Regions from separate parts of the Mus musculus genome. Here regions 2 and 3 are each linked to region 1. The links are chromatin loops, found by intact Hi-C in ENCODE. Cell type or tissue: heart. All regions are shown on one strand.

Evidence for each region. A loop is a pair of places that touch in the nucleus more often than their neighbours do. Peaks named below come from ENCODE experiments on the same cell type or tissue, not always from the same donor. Only the 100,000 strongest peaks of a DNase experiment are listed, where the experiment ranks them.
Region 2: a loop joins it to region 1, with 2.4 times the contacts of the local background. A loop is called at or near these places in 2 of 42 quality-filtered maps.
Region 3: it touches region 1 in a loop (9-fold over the local background); 20 of 42 quality-filtered maps call a loop at or near these places.

What each region holds. Positions count from the first base shown.
Region 1 is chr14:70,019,659-70,024,658 of GRCm38, reverse strand. The region is part of intron 4 of Pebp4 (phosphatidylethanolamine binding protein 4); the gene reads right to left. The region is part of intron 3 of Gm33524 (a long non-coding RNA gene); the gene reads left to right. Among named protein-coding and RNA genes, the nearest start is that of Gm41198, 27 kb to the right of the region's middle. In heart, a CTCF peak has its summit at 3,024 (motif pointing left); DNase peaks (open chromatin) are centred at 1,248, 3,158, 3,288, 4,298 and 2 weaker places; H3K27ac peaks cover 2,848 bases.
Region 2 is chr14:70,117,326-70,122,325 of GRCm38, reverse strand. It overlaps Bin3 (bridging integrator 3), which reads right to left. Exons shown (of 9, transcript NM_021328.4): 2 at 3,674-3,722. Among named protein-coding and RNA genes, the nearest start is that of Bin3, 20 kb to the right of the region's middle. In heart, a CTCF peak has its summit at 2,683; DNase peaks (open chromatin) are centred at 535 and 2,635.
Region 3 is chr14:70,094,550-70,099,549 of GRCm38, reverse strand. No RefSeq gene overlaps it. Among named protein-coding and RNA genes, the nearest start is that of Bin3, 3.0 kb to the left of the region's middle. In heart, a CTCF peak has its summit at 2,990 (motif pointing right); DNase peaks (open chromatin) are centred at 3,039 and 3,319; H3K4me3 peaks cover 448 bases; H3K27ac peaks cover 349 bases.

The DNA.
Region 1 (5,000 bases):
GCACCCCATGCTCAGGAGCCAGCACACAGCTCTGGGAACCCTAGAAACAAGCTGGGTCCCAGAGTTGCCGCTTCCTTTCAGTCAAGCAGACCCTACCTCACAGCAGCAAGGCCAGAGGTGCCACGTGGGTTTCCACAGGAGTCATGACGGGGACAGTTGTTTTTGTGCACCAACCACCCGTGCGTGTTCATTAGTGTGCATGTAAATGGAAGTGGAGGACAACCTTGGGTGTACATTCCATGTTAGTTTCTTTTAGAGTGTGAATGTGTATGTAGTCGGTGGCTCCCTCTGTGTGTGTTCACATGCGTGTATAGATGTGTAGATGTATGTGTGAGTGTGTGCACCCGAATGTGTGGAAGCTGACATCTCTGTGACCTTGAGATCACTTTTATTTATTGAGGCAGAATCTCTCCTTGAACCCAGAGCTCCTCAGTTCTGGTGAGTATAGCTAGTCAGCTTGCCCCAGCGATGTCCTGTCTCTGCCCCCTGAGTGCTGTGACTACAAGCAGCCACTAGGTCTGCCTGTGTTTACCTGGGTTCTGGACATCCTAACTCCAGTCCTGACAATTTACCAGCTGAGCCATCTCCCTAGTTCTGTTTTGTGTTCCGAGACAGGGACTCTCACTAGGACCTGGGGCTTACTGGTTAGAGTAGGCTAGTTGACAAGAGAGCCCCAGGGATCTGCCTGTCTCTGCCTCCCCATGCAGGGACTACAAGGGTATTCCATGACATTCAGATTATATGTGAAGGCTGGGGAATCAAAGACCGGTCTTCACGCTTGTGCAATAAGCACTTTACCAGTGGGCCCACCTCCCCAGTCCTCAAGCTTTTTTAGAAAGTAAGGTTTACCTCTTTTAGGTGCCTGCCAGAAGTGGACTTCTTAGGCTTGAGAAAATAATGAAATCCTATCAGTATTAATATCAGTGTGTTTCGTGTGAACAAAGAATGCTGGGAGGGAGGACTTTAGAGCCAGGTGGGTCCTGAGCAGCTGCCAGGGCTTTGAAGTTGAGGAAGTTCAGGAAAGATTCGGACTTGCTGGAGTCTCCTAGGCCATTGCTCTTCCTGGGGGCCTGGGGAGGGCAGGAACCAAGGCCTCTCGGCTACACTGTGCGAGTGGCCACTTGACGGCTTTTGGATTGGGAAGAAGAAAATCTGGACTAGACTTTCCCACCCTGGCGTGGGAAGTGTGAGGGGCTGGAGCAGGGAGGCAGGAAGTGAGCACAGATGGACAGGCCTGGACAGCTGTGCAGGGAACAGAGCACATCTGTCTGGGAGTGAGTTTGGCAGGGCCCCTCCTACAGCCTCTCTGCTGAGTGTGGGCTGGGTTTGGGTCCCAGATGGGGAAAATGATGGGAGAAAAAAAGGCCAAGAGAGAGGCTGGGGCTGGAAGCTGGGGAGTGTGTGTGTGTGTGTGTGTGTGTGTGTGTGTGTGTGTTCAGATGGAAACTAAGAACGTTGCTAAGCAATGGAGAGAGGGTAGAGACAAGGGGCAAAGCCGAAGTTCGTTGAATGAATAAATGGTTTCGTGGCCTAAACTAGCATGAAATTTCCTCTAATTAGCTTCAGGTTCTGCCAGGAAGCTTATCCCAAATAGACACCTGGGAGAGATCTTCGAGAGATAGAAGCAGGATCAGACTTCTCCTGGGGAATTTACCCTCAGGCTTAGGGGGTAAGTTAGCCTTTTTTGCTAAGTTCTCAGGAGCAGGGCAGAGAGGAAAGGCTCATTGTTCTAGAAACTGTAGCTACTGACTTGTCCTCACGGCCATCTGTGTGGCCTCCATGGGGTGATTGTCCGTTCTTCTGTTCAAAACTGTTGCCTGTCTGGTTTGGAGCTGGAGAGGCATGTAGTCAGACAGACCTCAGCCGGCTTGGTAGCTGAGAGATTACCCTGCATCTATCTTCTGCCACCTTCTCTGGTTTCCACTGTGTGAATAAAACTGGGCTGGGGCCACTCTTGCTGGGCACCCACATTTTCTTTGAGCCTCTGCATTCTCATCTGTACAATGGGAGGCTAGACTAGCGGACCCCCCAAGACCCCTCCAAACTCTTCCATCTTGGAATCTGGTAGGGTGGTGGTGGGAACGCAGCCTTTGAAGGTTGTTACTGTCTCCTGTGTGGTTGGGCTGGGCACTCTGCCTTCACCCAGGCTTGAGAAAAAAGGAGGAAGACTCAAGAGGTGCTGACGTCACTTGCTGAGTGCTCAACTCATCCTCCACTTGTGTAATGGTGACTCCTCTTTCTGGACTGATGGAGCTTAGTCCTGTGTGGGGTCAGGAGGTCAGTGTGATTCCTACAGTTTCTCAGACTCTTGCTTCGGTTTCTCAGTTGTCTGGTGAGTGCAACAGAAGCACCAATAGGAAGTCAGGCAGAGCTGAAGTCCCTAGGACTTGGGGTTAAACAGGACACTCATATCCCCGTTCTGATATCACCACAGTCATCACCTTCATCATCACCCATTATTCATATTGTTAAACACATATTGTTCTTTATGCAGCCTTGTGCAGGAGGTGAGCAAAGCTACAGGAAGATCCCAGTCATACACACTGGTCCCATCCTAGGCATCACTTAGAAACCAATGAACTTGACCTCTACCTAGAGGCCAGATCTCACTCATGACAGGACACGGAGCCAGAGGCGCGAGCCTGTGTTTGCCAGGTTTGCTCTTTCCAGAAGATAAGCATCTGGATTCCAAGCAGCTGTTGTTGCTGCACAGGTGTGCCCTCCAGTGCCCCCCTACCTCTGCAGTCCCTCCACAGGGGTACAGCAAACGGTGCTGGCTCAGCGCCGATTGGTATTCATTTTTGTAACAATGAATCATGACACATTTGGCAGGGGAAGGGGGCCTGGAATAACTCAGGGGCCCAGGAGTTTCTGGCAACTGAGAAATCTCTACCTCCTTGTTTGGGGCATCTTCCAGGCTAACACCTAGAGCCTGAGAGCCAGCAGGTTGCAAGACTAGCGTGGGATTGCTTTGGAAACAGGGTGGCAAGCTGCAGGCAGGAGGTGAGCTGCGGGCGCCTCCTTCTGGCCCCGTGGGGCTGGAGCAGGCCTGGGGAGGGTTCCTGCCTAAACCTTAGCCCCTGGGCTCTGGTATGTGACCCTCCCTGGCCCTGAGCCCCTTCATGGCCAGAGGGAAAGAGTAGAGCCCCGGCTCTGGAGAGTCTTTTGGAGGACAGAGAGAGAGAGAGAGAGAGAGAGAGAGAGAGAGAGAGAGACTGTTATGTAATCGGTTTACCTCCTCATCAAAACCGGTGACTAATTCAGACAGTCTCTGCCAGATTGGCTCTGCAGCCTTGTTGTTAGCTTCAGAGGGCTCAGCCAGTCGCTGACGGGTCCTCACACCCTCTGCTGGATAGATTTCCTCTCCACTGGTCTCAGCTCCCCAAATGTAAACTCTGCCCGGAAGTCACCTAGATCTGGGTAGTTAGGGAGGCGAGCATCCAGCCCCACTCCCACTGTGTGTTTCCCTGCATCTATAAAGGAGGCCACAGAACAAGAGTTCGCCTATCTGTCTGGAGACCCGTCTGCCTGACAGCTCACTGAGGTCTGTCATCTGTTCTTGAGTGACAGTGACCAAGAAAAGCAGGCGTCCAGGCTGAGAGCTTTGACTTGCAAAGGTTGAGAGTGTTGGGCTCAGAACTCAGTGGCCAAGTCTCACCGTGACTCAGGGTGGAAGGGCCACCCCAAGGCTTCTGACCTTGGACTCCTGGCTGTGTACGTTTCAGGCTTCCTGGATGATGCCAGGGACCTATGCACACCGCTGTTGTTCTAGGGACCTATGCTTACCGCTGTTGTTCTTTCTTTTCTTGGTCCAAAGCAGACGTGTGGAGCACTCAGCCCTCTTTCTACCCCAGAAGGCTGTGCTTCAGAAAACAGCAGCACGTGTTGGCTTATATGAGGAGACAGCTCACGGAGAGATACGGCAAGTTATTCTCTGTGACAGTCCCAGGGTACTGGCCACAGCAAGTATGCCCACTGTATGCCAGGGCTCATTTTGTTTACTCCTTTACCGAAGAATCATCCGGGGCTTGGGTTAGTCTCATTTTATAGGTGAGAGAGCCGAGCCCGAAAGAGATCGTGTGGTCTCCCGAAGCTGTTAAGCACCCACCGGAGCTAGGACTTGATCTCACATCTCAGAGCCCCCCCCCCCCCCCCCCCCCGCTCTGTCGTGACACACCACTTCCCTGTGGCATTCCCAGGACTGGTTCTGAGGCCCTTGAGACATTCCCAGTCCCAGCAACTTTGCAGCAATGGCCCTGCCAACTCCAGAAGATAATGCAGCCTTGTGCTAGTCCTTCGACTTCCTTCCGTTGGGCGGCTCATAGACATGACCTCATTCGCTCTCCCAGATCCCTTAAGACCTGGGAGTGGTGGAGATTCTGACTTCTGATTCCCAGGGAATCAAAGGCCGGCACAGAGAGGCACAGAGACCCGCCCTCAGTCACACAGCTAGTCAGGACTGAAGTTGGTCTTTTCTGTCCTTTAGTACAGTCACTTAGCTTGATGGTTAGGAATCAAAATCACCCCCCCCCAGATCTTGAATATTGGGGGAGGGGTGCTCCTCCTGGTGTGTGTGGTGGGGGGAGGGAATGATTCAGAGGCTGAAACAACTCCAGGAGAGTTGGAGTGGTGTTGGAAAGGGAAATCTGAGATGCACAGAAATTCAAGTGTTATGGAAAGCAGGGGTAGCCTTGGAACCTGCCTGCCCGCCTGCTTCCCTCCCTGGAGGCTCTGGGGTGGGGGGTCAGAGCAGTCTGGTGTGATGGGCAAAAGCTGGCCTTTGGGTCAGCAGACCCTGGTAGGGTGACCTCTCGGTTACTCATCTGTCCCTGCTTTTTCACACAGAGTGGGAATGCTAACTCACAAAGGAGACTGTGTGAACTGTTTCATCCTTAACCAGAAAGCCCGCACAGAGGGACACAGCTGCTGTCCCCCTACCCCTCCCGCCTCTCCCCCAGTCTATTTCCTCTGCTAGACACCGTGTGTGTGTGTGTGTGTGT
Region 2 (5,000 bases), 98 kb before region 1:
TGCAATGCCTGAGTGTGCTGCTGTGTGTGGGATGTCAGAGAGCACCTGGTCTGCCTGGCTGGGGACTGCTTGGACTTGTACAGAGGGGCCTTGGAGCTCCCAGCCAGGTAGAGTTCCTGGGGGGGGGGCTGGGGGGGCTGGGGGGGGGAGGAGAAGCTCAGTCTCATCCTGGGGTGGGCACATGCTCCTGCTTGATGCTCCTCAAGGCTGTCTCACAGGAAACACCACCTCCCCTGCTTCCAGGAGCCATGGTCAAGGGTCCCACATCGTTCCCCCCAGGAGACAGAGCTACTTTCGGGTAGGACCAGAATTCCAGGCCCTCAGATGATGGCTGATAGAATAAAGAGACCCATTGAAGGCACATTCCAAGGTACATGTCTTCTGAGGGAAAGGGCTAAGTGGAAAAGATCTGAACATTTCTGAATGCTTGATGCCTTTGCCAAAAGGCAACTGGAGGCCAGTCAACAATGCAAGTGTAAACACATGTGCGCACACTGTCAGGGGACTGGGCTGGGCCAGGCTGCTGGAGGCAGCAATGGGAAGAATTAAGGCCCAGAGGAAGCTCCCTACATTCTCCTGGGCCCAGGGTGCAAGGGCAATGCCCAGGCCAGTCTGTCCCGCGTGAGCTCAGCACTTGCCAAGTGAGTGAACAAGATGAGTTCCTTCCAAACCCAAATTCCTGGGAAAGGGAAAAGGAGGCCGCAGGCAGGGCTGGGGCTCTGATGCCAGGGCTAAGGTGTCAGGTCAAAGTGAGGCAGAGAAGGCACTGAGAGCCACCATGCAAGGGTGGACTGCACCTCCCCTTCACTATGCTCCAGGGCTGAATAGGACTAGAGAAGCCAGTCTGACATTTACTTCTGTTGGAGAGGCTCAACATGGCCACTTGTCTGCCTTGGTTTTGTAAGGACCCTACCTAGTTAGGAACCTAGGCTTTTGTTTCCTATGTACACAAGACCTAGGGAATCCTTGCTTGGAGGACATGGGAAACTGTGTGTGTGTATGTACATGTGATATATAAGCAACTGCATGTGGTATGTGTATACACATGTGTGGCAAGTATGTATATATGTGTGTGTCTGTGTGTGTGTGTATGTATATGTATGTGTGTGTGTCTGTTATGTGATATGATGTGTGTTTCTATGTCTATGTCTGTGTTCTCTCTTCATGTTAAGATGCTCTGAGGCTCCAGAGAGAACTGACAAAAGTTGAGTCCAGAGGTGGAAGCTGCGGTCCTGGTCTCAGAGCCAATGATCAGCCCTGCAGAGAACATGCCATTCCTGCTACAGCCTCAACAATCACGGATTGCATGTTGGTAAACTGAGCACAGGCAAGCAGTAAGAGCAAAGACAATGTTTTCTTTGTGGCTGGAAGCTGGGCACCCTGAGCCAAAAACCTGAAAATTCATGAACATTTATTTCTTCCCATGACAGGGCTGCCATGACTTCCAATAACCTGGGCAGCCGCATCCACTCCTATCCCAAAGTGTGTCAGCAGTGTCCGGGGACAGCTGCCAGAGATCTGGAGACATCTGCACAGCCCAAGCCTGTGTTAGGGGTAGAGAGGTGAGCAAGACTCCATCCAGAAAAGCCAGGGTCCTGCTACCTATGCTTAAACAACCCCAAGGAACTGACGGAAACAGGTTGTGCAGACAAAAACTCCATTCTAAGCCACCCCTCAGCTTTGACTGCTGGTGAAAGATCAAAGGCCTAGCCTACAACTCCATTGTACTGGGGGATGGAGCTGCTGGGACAAGCTGAGCCCTTGATGGCTTTGGAGGAAGCCAAGCCAGCTGTCAATGAGGGCTTCTTATAGAGCAGACATGGACTAAGTGCCCGATCTGTGCTGGTTTGGGTGAGACTCTTCATTCGTGTGACATAGGTACTAGGGTTATTCTTACCTTACACATGGGAAAACTAAGGCTTGAAGAGGCTAAGGCACGGGCCAAAAGTCTCAGATCCCAGAGGCAGAGCCAGGCAGGAGTTCAGGAAGTCGGTCTCTTACCTGGCTCCCTAACACTTACTGCATATTTGCCCAATGTGGGGGGAAGGGACATCACAGACTAAAGGATGACAAGTCTCTAGCAAGGAATTAGACGGGCGTGTAGGGAGGGGAGAAGGGAAGCTCTGAGGCAGGGTGGGGGGTGTGGGAAGATTTGATTTTCCCTGGAAGTCTTTGCAATTCCTCAAAGTAAAGGATCTAGGATCCCCTACCATGTGGACTGAGACCCCTGGAACCATAAGCCAAAATAAATAATTCCTTCTCTAAAAAAGTACCCCCGGGAACCAAGACCTTTCCACCAACAGACTCTGGCAAGGAGCTGGAAAGTGCACTGTAGCCCGTCCTGTTCTGTGGGATCAAAGCCCCATCGATGAAAGATGAAAGTCTTGGTGGAGGGAGGGATTTCTGTCTTCTTGTTTGTGGTTGTGAACAAAGGGGGAGAAAGACCCTTTTCAAAACCACTTTTCTTTGGATCTTCCGAGATTACTCTCTGGAGGCTTAAAGCCACACCCTCCCACTTCTTGGAGCCCAGAATTTGTAGACCCAGACTTTCTGAGTCTTAGCAGAGAGGCTCCACAGATGGTCAGCTGTGGAGGCGACACTGAGTCTGTTACAACCTGCCATTGCATGAGGCCGAGGGCGACTCTTTTAAGTTGAGCCCAGCTTTTTTCCTGTGACCTAACTTTGGACTTCCTGAAGATGGAGACATTGGTCAGATGTGCTGAACTTCCTGCCAAGCCAAAACAGGATCTTCCCTCTAGCTCCGGTGGCTGAGCCAAGGAGAGAAGCGGGGAGACTAGGACCTCAGAGGATGGACACAGGGGCCTCTACTGCATGGGCAGTGCTGGGACCTGAGCTGTCATCACGGAGTTTGGTCTCCACATGTAGGATCACTCCTGTTCAAACCCGAAGCCTCGTTTGTGTGTGAGGAGCTGAGGAGGTCACTCTAGACAGACAGGGCTACAGAGTGGGAACAGTGCAAAGCAAAGCAGACGGAGTGAGCAGGGCCACAGACCAAGTGCTAACTCCAGCTCTCCAGGAGAGGACTGTCAGATCTAACAATGTCTCCACCACGCTATGGAAAAACCAGATGGTGAGGGCAGACGAGGTCCATGGGCTTCCAGCTCTAATGGGATCTGTGGCTCTTCCTTTCCCACTTCAGACATAAAACAGCAATAAATATCATGGGTTCAAAGGGATTACCACTGCAAAACAACAAGAAGTAGGCTACCTGGAGAACCTGCCTGGTCTTTTATGCTGTTGAGGTAGCCAGAAAGAAAGGCCTTTGGCACTGTTGAGGTGTGTGTGCAAGGGGAAGTGTGTATTATGCCTATGCTCCAGAGCTCTCCCAGGACAGGGTGCTTGGGTGGCGAGGATCTACAGCTGTCCAAAGTTGGGGAAACAACCAACAGGACCCAGGACAGGAGGCCCCTGTGACCTCAGGTTCCACAACCAATGACTGGGAACATGGCTCAGGGTTCTGACCCTCCAGCCCCACATGTGCACTTTCAATGCTCGGGTTCTGCCCTGGGAGGGCAGCTCACCAACAGAGCATTTGTCTAGTATGCACAACGCATGTTCAATCTCCAGTACCGAGAGGAAAGACCGGAAGGCGGAGGTTCCACGCACAGGTCATGTGGGGTACAGTTGAGTCTCAGGGCATAAGGTTACTCACTGTTTTGGAAACAATCTGCTTCTTGGGCTGCCCGATCTTAAATGGAATCCTGTAAGAGGAAGAGACAGAGAGATGATGTGAGACATGGGGTAGGCTGGGCTGGAGGAATGGATGCACACAGGGGATCAGCACTTGGCCCCCTAGTCCTCATGGTCTGAGCACATGTGATCCAATAGCACCCAGCTGTGTTCTGGGACAGATCATGTGCCATGCAGGCTCCTGGTCACTCCTGCCTGCCGAAAACATCATTCCTATGAACGGTGTCACTTAAACACATGGGAAAAGTGGGGGAAGGGAGACACCTTGAGAATCTTGTTTGAGGAAATACTAAGTGTGAAACATGCCTCCCTATTCTTTTTTTTTTTTTTTTTTTTTTTTAAAGATTTATTTATTTATTATATGTAAGTACACTGTAGCTGTCTTCAGACATTCCAGAAGAGGGAGTCAGATCTCATTACAGATGGTTGTGAGCCACCATGTGGTTGCTGGGATTTGAACTCTGGACCTTCGGAAGAGCAGTCGGGTGCTCTTACCCACTGAGCCATCTCACCAGCCCTATGCCTCCCTATTCTTAAAGACACATCCTTGAAAAAGCCCACAACATCCCTCATCCTCTATAAGAGAAGGTACTCAGTTTCCCCATAGGGGCTACAACGTATCTTGTGAGGTTTCTGGGCATGCTAACAGGAGATGACATACTAAGAAACATTTATGACTAGTTAAAAACAGATGAGATCAAAAGTGGCTTACTTGGTAAAGAATCTGCCTACGCCTGCCTTGAACTTGCTAAGACGCTGCTTACCAGGTTCCCATGCTCATCTAGAAGTAGGTAGACCTAACAAGATCTTGGGGGTAGGGCTCAGAAGGGGAGCCATAGCCCAGCTTCCACCTACTTTAGCAGGATACCCTAAGGCCCAAGAGGCTGCTTGAACCCTTTCCGGCTCTCAGGAGTGAGTGGATTGACACAGGCAACTGAAAGATGTCTTTGAGGTCCTGACAACATGGACCCTGTTGTTGGCCAGGGGTGGACATTTAACATGGTTCATACCAGTGGTAACAGAAGTGGTAATGTGTCTCCCCTACCTTTCCTGTCTCCACATGGGAAGTGAATCTAGGGGCCAGCTCCGGGAAGAAGTCCAAAGCAGCCCCTCTGACAGACCAATGTGCCAGTGCTGTTATCACCAACTCTTAGGCTCCACTCCCATCCTTCCCTTTAGCCATTCTCCCACACCCGCCTCCACCTGGCCCAAGCTGACCAACACTGTGCTAACCCCAACAGTATAATTAACCACCGATAATAACCCCCAGACAGCGATCTGGTTGAGGG
Region 3 (5,000 bases), 75 kb before region 1:
AGAAAACAATACACCAAAGCCTAGCAAACAAAACAACAACAACAGGAGTAGAAGGCCTCGGCAATGTTAGGAAAAATCCTAACAAGTTGCTGGACAGGCTGTTAGGGGCCCCTGGAGCTGTGCATGGGGTTTTAGAAGAATAAGATCTAAGCAAACAGCTTGCATTGGGCCTCAGAATTCAGAGCCCCAGTGTACCACAAACTACCTAGAGTTATACGCTGAACCGAGTTTCTCTGCCCAAGTTCCTGCTTTAGAAGCCAGAAACTCAAGCAGAGAGAACCGTTCCAATCCTCTCTCCTGACCTCTCTAGGACTTCGCTTTCTTCAAATGTACCTGGAGGGTTGTAGGCACAGCCAGGGGAGCAGCTAAGTCCCTATGACCTAGAGCAGAGGTATATACAACGTGTCCCAAATTCCCAGGGCCCAGGGGCTCAGAGGAGGAGGAACAAGGGATGGCTTTTAGTTTTAAAAAGGCTTTCCAATAGGAGGTGGCTCCCTCAAGACATGTCACAGACCATCACCATGCTATTTCTTCAGGAAATAAGTAAGCAGGAGCAAAGGAGTGGTCTTGAAGAGAATAGAAGACCCAGAATCCTTGACAAACAGCTGAGGCAGAGAGCATGGGTTGGGAGAGTCTTGCAGCTTTGTATGGGGTGAGATGAATGGAAACACTGTGTGATTGTGAGTCTCTTGGTGTTCCAGCACTTGTGGATGGCTCTGCCCCATTTCCCCCTGCCCCATACTCAGCCTCCCTCAGACATCGTCTGTGGTGAGCAATATTTTCAAAAGTTCTAGCCTAGGACTGTGTATATCGAGAGAAGTCTGTTTGGGGGCTGTTGGTTGGAGTAGCTGACACATTTTGCAGGACAAGAATGGATGAGATCTGGACCAAGGGAAGAACTCAGGGCTCTAGTCCCATCTTTGGCAGCATGATCAATTTCACAAAAATCATGTCCCTTCTCTGGGCCTTGACTCCTCATCTATCAGAAGTGGGGATGGATAATACTGCTGATGAATCCCCTCTCAGTCAATTTCCAAGTGCACTGTTATATTAGTTCTCAACCTCCCTAGAGCTTCAACCCTTTAATATAGTTCCTCACGTTTTGGTGACCCCCAACCATAAAATTATCTTTGTTGCTATTTCAAAACTGTAATTTTGCTACTGTTATGAATTGTAATGTGAATGTCTGATGTGCAGGACCTGTAAACGGGTCATGACCCATCATAGCTTGAGAACCACTGATCTAGAGGCTCTTGGGAAATGGGACAGAGAAGAAAGACCTTGGAACAGAGAGGCAAGCCCAGAGAAACGAGCAGGTCTGAGCAATTGTTGATGTCTGAGGGTGAAGCTAAATCTGAATCTTCAGGGAGAGCTGAGGCCTAACTGGGGCTGTTTGTTTATTGCCCACCTCAGACTTTAACATAATCAGCAGGGTCTTCTAGGATACTGGGGAGAATGCTGGCTTCCTAGGGTTTGCCTGGGAAGTGTCTGGAGGTCTCTGAGGTTAACATAGCCTTCCTTCCTTTCAGCAAGTAGGGCCTTAGGTTTAGGGTTGTGTATACCTTGAAGCTTCTCTCTGTGAACTTCCCTGTGAGGTAGCATGCACACATCTAGCATACATGGTCTGCAGGACTGGAAGCTATATCTTGCCTTTCTATAACCAAAGGGCAGTACAATGCAGGCTGATCATGCCTCTTTGGGGATGGAAAGGAACAGGGTCAGTTTAGAAGTAGAGGCTGGGAGTTGGAAGGGCTTCAGGTAGAGGTGATGCTCCCGACTGCAAGCCTAGTTAGTAATCATTGCTTCTTCCCCAGATGGCAGATGGCAGGGGTCTATTTGATGAACAAAGCTATTGAAGAACTGATCTACTGTTCCCCTGACCTCTTCCCCAGAGTCTTTAACTCAGAAACTTATGCACAAATGCTCCCCATGGGGCCTTGTCTCAGAATATGTTACATCTTGCTTTGTCCCAGGCTTTCCCATATGAAGTTTAGGGCTGGCTAACTCTTTCAGGAAGCCCTGAGAGGCTCCTGAAATAGACCAAGATCCAGACTTTCAATGTTCTCCATGGATTCCTCGTCTTGCTTCACCATGCTTTTCACTTGCTTAGAAGGGTACCACTAAATCAGGGTTCCCTGAGAATTCAAGAGCCAAGGGCATGGAATGGCAAGCAAAGGTGGCAGAAGACAAAGGTGTCAGAGTAAAAATTTATGGAGGATGGGAGGCCCACATTGACTACTTAAAAGTCAGAGTGAAGGGTCATATCTGAAACCAGGCTGACAAACAACAATATGGACTAGGAATACCCACTAGGCCTTGACTCTGCTTCCAAGGGGTTGAGAGCTACTACTTTCTTCCAATGGGCTTTATCTTCCTTGACCACAATGTAAAGACTCCAGTCTAAATCAGGTTTGACAAATGAGTGTCACACCATATGCCAATTTTGATTGTTTATTATTAGCTGCCTTGAATACTATATTGAGGATTCTGGAGACTCACTCTGTGAGTCTGGTGAAGACATACAGTGATGGATTAGTAATGTCTGCTATGAATGAGCAAAGGGGTTAAGATGGTATGTGTGCTGTCTTATTTTGTTATTTTGACAAATAGTTAATAATCAACTATGCAAGCCATGCCATATATTATTCTAGGTGACCAATATATAACAATGCTGTGAGGTAGGTGATGCTGTCACTGTTGTCATCTTACAGGTATGAAGCACAGCCATGGAGTGATGAAGGAGAATTCCAACCTGGGCATCCTAGCTCTTTTTCTGCTTCTTTAACCACTTGAGCATATCACCTCTCCTTAATGAGTTCCAAAGTTCTTACCACCTCTGACTGTCTTTAGCTCTGTCAAGGTACAGTGGGCTCCCAGACTTGCATTTGGAGCCAGAAGGAGTGTCAGTACTGAAGGGCGAGCCCATTACCAAAGCCCCTAACCAAGAGCACTTTAATATGCTTCCTGCCCTTTGGCAAGCTGGCACCAGCAGATGGCAGCACCTGGTAGGGTGAGAGCAAAGGGCACCTCCTGACTCAGCCTGGAAGACCTTCAGGGAGCCCATAATCCAGATGTCAAGGGAAGCCAGGGCAAACAAGGGTGCAGAGGAAGTTTAGCCAGGGTATCAAGGAGTAGGGCTTCAGACTTTAGATCTGCAGGAAGCCCCCCCTCCTCCAGCCAATGCTTTGATTCCACCCAGCAGTGGGAGCCTCTCAGCTTGCATTTCATGGTGCTTTGCTGTGGGCTCCCCCCCCCCTTCCTCCACTCTGGAAGAATGACTAAGTTTAAGGACTAAAAAAAAAGTGTTTTGATTACACTGCCTTTTCACCAACTGGGAGCATTAGTCACCCCGGATTGCTGCAGATAACGGGGAAGGCGAGCAGCGTCCCCCTCCTCCCCCTCCTTCTCTCCAATTAGCTCACAGGCCCAGGGAAGAGATGAGTGAGTGAGTGAGAGAGAGGAAAGAGAGAGGGAGGGGGGAGGGGGAGGGGAGGAGAGAGAGAGACAGAGAGAGAGAGAGAGAGAGAGAGAGAGAGAGAGAGAGAGAGATCAGGAGCAAAACAATCGCTTCTGGATGATCCCCAGGCACTGGGGTGAGAGGTGCCAGATGAAAGCAGGGGAGACCCCTGAGGTAGGGCTCAACCCACAGCTGTAGGTTCTCACTGTACACAGCTATCTCAAGGGTATTAAGCCATGGCCAGCTGGCCCTGAGAGGCCTACTTCCCCAGGTAGGTCCAGTGTATACTGGGAATGGAAGCTGGAGGTAAACCAATAAAGACAGGACTTCTGAGGTGGGGACCCTGGTGGGAATGCTGTTAAGGTGACACACAGTAAGACTAACTGTTCCTGGATGGGGCTCTGAGGCCTTCATCCAGAGCTGGAATTTGCTGTTGGAAGAGGCAGCACTCACACACTATTCTCTGGACCAGCAGCAACCCCCCACCCCCACCCCCCAAGAGCAGTATCTACTGTGTTTGGCTGATTTTACCTGAACTTTTTTCTGCTCCTGCCTTGTTGCTGAGAAGCTATAGGGCTAGGACATTCTCCTGCTCTGGCCTATTGGTCCAGGGGAGCAGCTTTGGGCCTTGTGGTAAGGGCTGACTTTGGGAATCCTGGCCTCTTGGCGTAGATTTGTAGCCCATCCCTCCCATTCGGAAAGAAGTGGCTTTGAGTGGCCTTTCACATAGTAGGGCCATGGACACTTGTGTGAAGAATTTTAAACACTTGGCTACACACCATTTTAAATGCTAAAAATACTGGAAAAGGCAGAAACAGGGCGTTTATTCAACTTCCCCCAGGAGCAGGGTTTCGGTTACACAGTCATTGCAAAGACGGATTCGGTTTTGGACGGTTAACATCCACAAGCGTTAGGTATCCTCTGGCCTCCAGAACTTACAAGGCACTGCTTTGGAATGAATAGGGTTGAAAGAGACAGAAGCAGGTTTTCTTAGAACAGTTATTCTCAACCTTTCTAAAGCTGTGACCATTTTATATAGTTCCTCATGTTCCAGTGACCACCACCGCGCCCCCAAGCCATAAAATTATCTTTGCTGCTACTTTATAACTGTAGTTTTGCTACTGTTATGTTTATTACTATTATATTATGTAAATATCTGATATGTAAGATACCTGATATGTGACCCCTGTGAAAGGGTTGTTTGACCTGCAGGGGTCACGACCTACAGGTGGAGAACCACTGTGTTACCAGGCAGTGTCTAGGAATCTCTCCTGGTTTTGCTTTTCCGAGTGTCTTTAGTCTGGTATATGAAAGCTTTGCACCCTTGCTGAGCCTTCTACAGTTCCCAATAACCATAATTACCATTGGGGAGTCTTGGTAGCAGCAGGCAACCAAGTCATTCTCTATATATTAGATAATATACCATGCATAGTGGTTCAGCAATGCGTTTCTTCTATTCCCTTTTTATAAAGATGGGGGAAACTGAGATTAAATTGATTATCTAAGGCTATAGACTTGACCATGAGGACATGCACTGACTAAA